2 separate regions of the Homo sapiens genome follow, and region 2 is linked to region 1. A link is a loop called in an ENCODE intact Hi-C map of the cell type or tissue named here. Cell type or tissue: GM12878. All regions are shown on one strand. Links, peaks and the distances in the headings refer to the core of each region. The heading gives the core; the rest is flanking DNA. Region 1 overlaps CACNA2D1 (calcium voltage-gated channel auxiliary subunit alpha2delta 1). Region 2 overlaps CACNA2D1 (calcium voltage-gated channel auxiliary subunit alpha2delta 1).

Evidence for each region. Peaks named below come from ENCODE experiments on the same cell type or tissue, not always from the same donor. Only the 100,000 strongest peaks of a DNase experiment are listed, where the experiment ranks them.
Region 2: a loop joins it to region 1, with 3 times the contacts of the local background. A loop is called at or near these places in 4 of 110 quality-filtered maps.

The regions. Positions count from the first base shown.
Region 1 is chr7:82,048,326-82,051,250 of GRCh38, reverse strand. The region is part of intron 10 of CACNA2D1 (calcium voltage-gated channel auxiliary subunit alpha2delta 1); the gene reads left to right. Among named protein-coding and RNA genes, the nearest start is that of CACNA2D1-AS1, 41 kb to the right of the region's middle. In GM12878, for the core only: no CTCF peak of the experiment used is centred there; DNase peaks (open chromatin) are centred at 890 and 1,610.
Region 2 is chr7:82,106,224-82,109,148 of GRCh38, reverse strand. The region is part of intron 6 of CACNA2D1 (calcium voltage-gated channel auxiliary subunit alpha2delta 1); the gene reads left to right. It overlaps LOC124901687 (a long non-coding RNA gene), which reads left to right. Exons shown (of 2, transcript XR_007060404.1): 1 at 1-2,925. Among named protein-coding and RNA genes, the nearest start is that of CACNA2D1-AS1, 99 kb to the right of the region's middle. In GM12878, for the core only: no CTCF peak of the experiment used is centred there; no DNase peak of the experiment used is centred there.

The DNA.
Region 1 (2,925 bases), core at 151-2,650:
TGCAACTGCTATAAAAGCCTGCAGATTTCCTGGGTCCAGACCTCTGTGTGAGACAGGTCTGTGCTTATTATTTGTCTATATAAACAATAATTCTGAATATGGTATTCTAAAGATTGTAAAAGTCTTTGCTTCCCACAGTATGCGGTTCAAGGAGCCAATATATGTTGGTTTATATCAAGTAAAGAGCAACGCGATGGAATGATCCTGCCAACACGTTATCCCTGCATGGACAGTGTTAGTAAGCTCACATCTGGTTTGACTCATTCTTCACAGGCAACCCTGTCTCTTAGATGGACTGGTAGAATTGCATAGGAATAACTGTGCAGCTTTGGAAACTACTAGTTTTATGACCTTACACAAGTAACCTAGGGCTTCTGTCAGTTTCCTTATCTTAAAAATGGACAGGATAATTTAACTTGCTGAAATGTTGTTGAGTACCAAGTGAAATGTCACATGTAAAGTGCTTATATATTGTAATCATGTATTATGATGATGATTATTGTTATTTAGTGTCATCTTCCAACATTTTTCCACCAACTGTTGGGAGACATTTCTTTATGAATCTTTCACATTTAAGTCTAAGCATTAACAGCCAATTTATTCAGATTTATTTGCATTCCAGGATAGTAAAGAGATTTCTCCTTCTCCCGAAGAGATTTTCAATGCAGAGTAATTAAACTATTGTGTCTCTCTGGAGGGGAGGATGAGTGTGGGCCATCAGAAGCCCCTGTATAAGATCAGGGACTTCCTCATCTTGGGACTCCTGGCTGGAAACCCATCTCACTACCTATGCAGGTGACCCCTGGCTGTCCTCCTGTCATCCTGTGGGAATTGAGGTTTGGGCAGCTTGTGCAAACAAAGATGTTACTCTGCTCCTCTGTTGCTATGAGTAATAAACTCTTTGTCTCTGACTCAGAGGGCTTGTATTTTTTCTGCCTTTTATCTATGACACTGTAGGAGGCTTACTTGTTAGCTTACAACTGCTATAAAATCTCAGACATTTCAGTTCCTGACTTGATTGTTTAACACCAACTAATACCAGAGCAGGAGGTTGTTTAAATATGGAGTTGCACTGTGTAGGCAAGTAAGAGATGATTTCAATTGTTCCATTTCCTATGTGCTTTAAATTTCAGATTTCCTTCTAAAATATGCCTAATGTATTCCTAGACAAGGACATGTTTTGTTGGCTTTTTTAGATAAGGAACTTCGCTACTCAGCCTATGAAAATGAGTACAATTGTAAATTGCTGCACAATTTGAACTTAAAAGCAATTTCTATCCCCCAGTGCTAAAAGTTTCTTAGAAAACAGACCCTCTTTTTGCCAGAGCTCAAAGAAAATAAAAGATATTTGCCATGTCAATACAGTTTTGTGACAAATCTAAGAGAATAATTTCTTGTCTTATCAAAAGCCATCCATCTAGAGTTCAGGAAAACTTTATGTTGATCTATTGCTCATTTATGTCAACAAGAAGACTGCAGTTTATTCTCTTGCCATCGAAGTGGGGCCTGTAGCCAAGCAGTCTGAGCCTTGCCTGGGAGCTCTGTTAAGCAATGGGTACAAATGCAGCATCTCAAGCTGCACTCCAGAGCTAAGGAGAACATCTGCATTTGGAAAGTCCCCCGGGTGATTCCTGTGCAGGGGTTTTTATCGCATTACTGTTAACTGTGTGTACAACTGGCGGGCTTTGCGTCATTATAGAAGAGGAAATCAGTATACTAAAGAGGTACCTTTAGCAAGTTCAGCAGATGATTAACTGGGGCTTGTTGTAAATAATCATGTTTTTCACTGACTCAGATTTTAAGAGCTTGGTAATTATAGAATTCTTAATACTATGGATGTTTGAATATTTTTATTTTGTAGACATTTGTTTCTTTGGGGATGGGAGGAGGTCTTAAAACAGGAAGAAATGGAATTAAGAGAATTTGTTAAAAGAAGAAGAATTCTATCTTCTTATGCACTTTTTTTAGGTAAAGATGGGACCTTTATAAAAGTATTTTCATTTAAAAGACATAAAGAAATTATGGACAGTAAGAAAAGATCAAAGAAAAGGACAAATTTAGTTGTTATAATAGCAGGGCAAAGCCGCCAAGGTTATTTAGGATTTTTCTTTTTTTTTTTTTTTTATGAGTTGCCAGAAGATAACTTAATTGCTTTGGAAATATAAAGAGAGTTTATAAGAAGGTGTTGACAAGTACAATAAGTATTTTTTTCCCATTAATTACATGGTACACTAAGTTTTTGGCACTTAGAAATTCGTCGTATATGTAAAAAGGAAACAGCAAAGTAATATTCAGGGTGAGGCAAAGGGAATAATTTTATTCTAAACTGAACTATTGTTTTTAGAATTATAAAAGTTATTGACTTATTTGATGGGGCTTGAAGGACTAGGAAAAGATGTCATGTATGTGAGTACTTATTAGATGAAATTTTTTAAATTATAGTTTCATTTAATTTTGAGTGTAGGTAAAGAGAGTGACTTGGGCTGGCCTGAGCAATAGATGTAGGAGAATTGTTCAGAGTTCTTTAAATTAAATTAAACTATCATATTTGTTCTTAATTATTTAGTAGGCTTAAAATTCAAAAGAAATTCAAATGTAAATTGACACTATGAGAACTTATTTGTAAAATGCATACACTGCAATCTTAATTGTTGAATAAAAATCTATTTCATCAAATTCCTAGAGGAATAAAAAAAGCATTTTGAGAATTTCGATGTATATATTATAGCTTGAAAACTAATATGCTAAGACATGAAAATATTTTTACCTTATGTTAATGTATAAGAGATTTTTCATAAAGTGACAATTTGTATAAGTTCTAAACTTCAAATAAAAATATTGGCAATTTTTTCTACAACTAATTCACCTTTGTAATGTTTTGTTCAGTAATCCATGTTTATTGCACACTTTAAAATATATTTTAAA
Region 2 (2,925 bases), core at 295-2,794, 58 kb before region 1:
TTTTAAAGAACTTTCAGTAAAATGTTGTCATGGTTCTGATATTAGCAGAGTAGCTTTTCCTTTTTTCTTTTAAAGAGCTATTTAAATTATAAAGTCTTGATTCTGACTCATGCAACCAGAAATCTGATTAAGTGCTAAGAAAGGGCACTTTTTAAAAAGTACAATTGCTTCTGTAACAAAGTGATTGTCTATTGTAATAAAGTGATTAGCTTACATAATTAACATTGTTTCTCATTAGGTGCGAGCAGGGAAATGGTAAGAACATCATAAGACATTGAGGACAAGCCTGAGTTAGAGAATATAAATTTTAAGCTAGGCTAATTTGACCATAATTAATAAGTTTGGCACAAAGAGAAACAATTCTACTTCTGAGGTAAAGATGGCCTTTACTTTCACTATCTTTTTAAAATAACATTTATGTAATACATGCATATTCATAGAGAACAATATACTATTGACTTTCTGATAAGAGAATATTGACTACTTATCAACCCAAATGCCAAAGATACAGTATTCTTATCATATAGATAGTGGTTTTTTAATTCATTTCAGATCACAGAACAGCAGACCAATTAGTAATAGCTTTATAGATATTGTAAATTGCTTTAGACTGAATTGTGTTCCCTCCATCCCCAATTTATATGTTGAAGCTCTAACCTCCAATGTGATGTGATACTTGGAGGTAGGGACTTTAAGAAGTAATTAGGATTAAATGAGGTCACAAAAGCGGGCCTCAATCTGAAAGGGTTGGTGGCCTTCTACGATGAAGAGGAATCCTTCTCTTTCATTGAGTACATGCAGATATGAGGATATCTGTAAGTAGCTATACTTTATAGCTACTTCTTTGGAGGTTCATAGTACACACTAACCCTTAAAAGGTCAAAGAAATTCTGCTAGGAATAAATAAAATTTGTTTTACCCAATATTTTTCATATATGTATGTGACTATGTAACATTTACCTCTCACAAGTATGTTTCAGTTAATTCACATAATCACTTTTTCAGATAGCTGTATATTAAGAAATGGGCATATTCTAAATTTGATACCATTTATAACTCACTTTGCTTTCTGTATGAATCACTTTGTACAAATGTGACGTGGTTTGTTGTGAAAATCCAACTTTATTTTGATAGCCTATTAAACCTTTTCAGTGAGTGACCCTGGATAAGGATGACTTTCCTGGAGATTCAAAATAACAAAATGATCTAGATTACCTTTAGACATAAAAACAATCTCAATAAAAATGTCTCAATTAAGAAATTCCGGCTGGGCGCGGACGCTAATGTCTATAATCCCCGCACTTTGGGAGGCAGAGGCGGGCGGATCATCTGAGGTCAGGAGTTCGAGACCAGCCTGGCCAACATGGTGAAACCCTGCCTCTACTAAAAATACAAAACTTAGCCAGGTGTGGTGATGTGTGCTTGTAATCCCAGCTACTCGGGAGGCTGAGGCAGGAGAATGGCTTGAACCTGGGAGGTGGAGGTTGCAGTGAGCTGAGATTGTGCCACTGCATTCCAGCCTGGGTGACAGAGCGAGACTGTCTCAAAAAAAAAAAAAAAAAGTTTATTTTCATTGTAATAGTGAAATTTCCAAATTTGTGTTAGTGTTAACTCCTCTTCCCTACCTTAGTGAAGAGCTAATGGAAGCCTTCAGTGGAGGCTGGGCTTTGATAGCTGCTCTTTGAATTTTGCCCAAACTAGGGAGAAGCAGAGAGAGGAAGGGAAGAACAAGGATGGTTAGTCGTTACCTGTCTGGATAACTTAGGGCAGGGCTGGGTAGATGGCGGGCCTTGTAGCTAGTTTATGCTGACTCTTTGTTTTGGATTTCTGTTTTTTTCTGGTTCCTTTGACCCAGGCAACACACATCTCTGTTGTATGTGAAAACTTCCTGTCCATTCCTTCCATGGCCCTGGGAGCATTTTGGATTTGCTCCCCAGAACTACCTAGGGTACTACAGGAGAATGATTGAATCTTACATGCTTCATGCCAGCCTTAGTAGACACTACTAAGTCTGCCAAAATCAAGGCATAAAATGTTGGATAGTTTTTAATGTTTTACTCTGTATCTCTTGTACTATATTTCATTACAAATTTATCTCATGTTATATATTTGGCCAAATATATAAGAAACAGCCAAAGGAAATTCTGCTGTTCTTAGGAAAGCCTCATGGAGGACATTCAGTGAGTTAAGAGTACTTCAAGTTTTTAAGAATCTATGTCAGCATATATGGTTAATCTTGGTATTGAACCCATGTTTTCTATCTAATTAGGAGAACAATGCCCACATGCAGATCACATAAATCCTAGCACACTGTCTAGTGTGTGCACATAAGTCAGAAAGGAATATCATATCATATATTTTTCCACAAGTACTTCTCAGAGCTGATATTTCTCAGTGCCTTTTCTTAAGAAGGAGCTCAAGTATTTTACAATACTAGATTTTCTTCATTTCCATTTGGTTTTCACAATTACCTAGGCACAATGTTTAAAGAAAATATTGTGATTTTTTTTAGTCTATTATGGAATAAGAATATTCAGGGATTTGCAAAAAATCCAGTTATTGCTTTATTTTTTCTTACTGTTTAGTAGGGAATACAAATAAAAATTTACTGTTTAAAAAAAAAATTAAAAGGAAACCCAGAGGGAAGACATGAAAAAGAATGTGTGCAAAATTCAGTGCCTCTATAAATTGACAGCTGGAAATCAGAAGTGCACTTGGCTAGCTTTTATGATGCGTATAACAAATGACAGGCCATTCAAAGGTTGAAGAAGAGAGATAATCTTAAATTAAAATAGCTTCCAAAACAGGCTGACAGTACTGTTCACAGCAAATTAAAAAGGGATTGACAACTGGAAAAAAAAATGGGGGTCTGGAATTTGAGATGAGGATTTTTTAATCATTTGGCATTTGACTTCGTGGATAAAA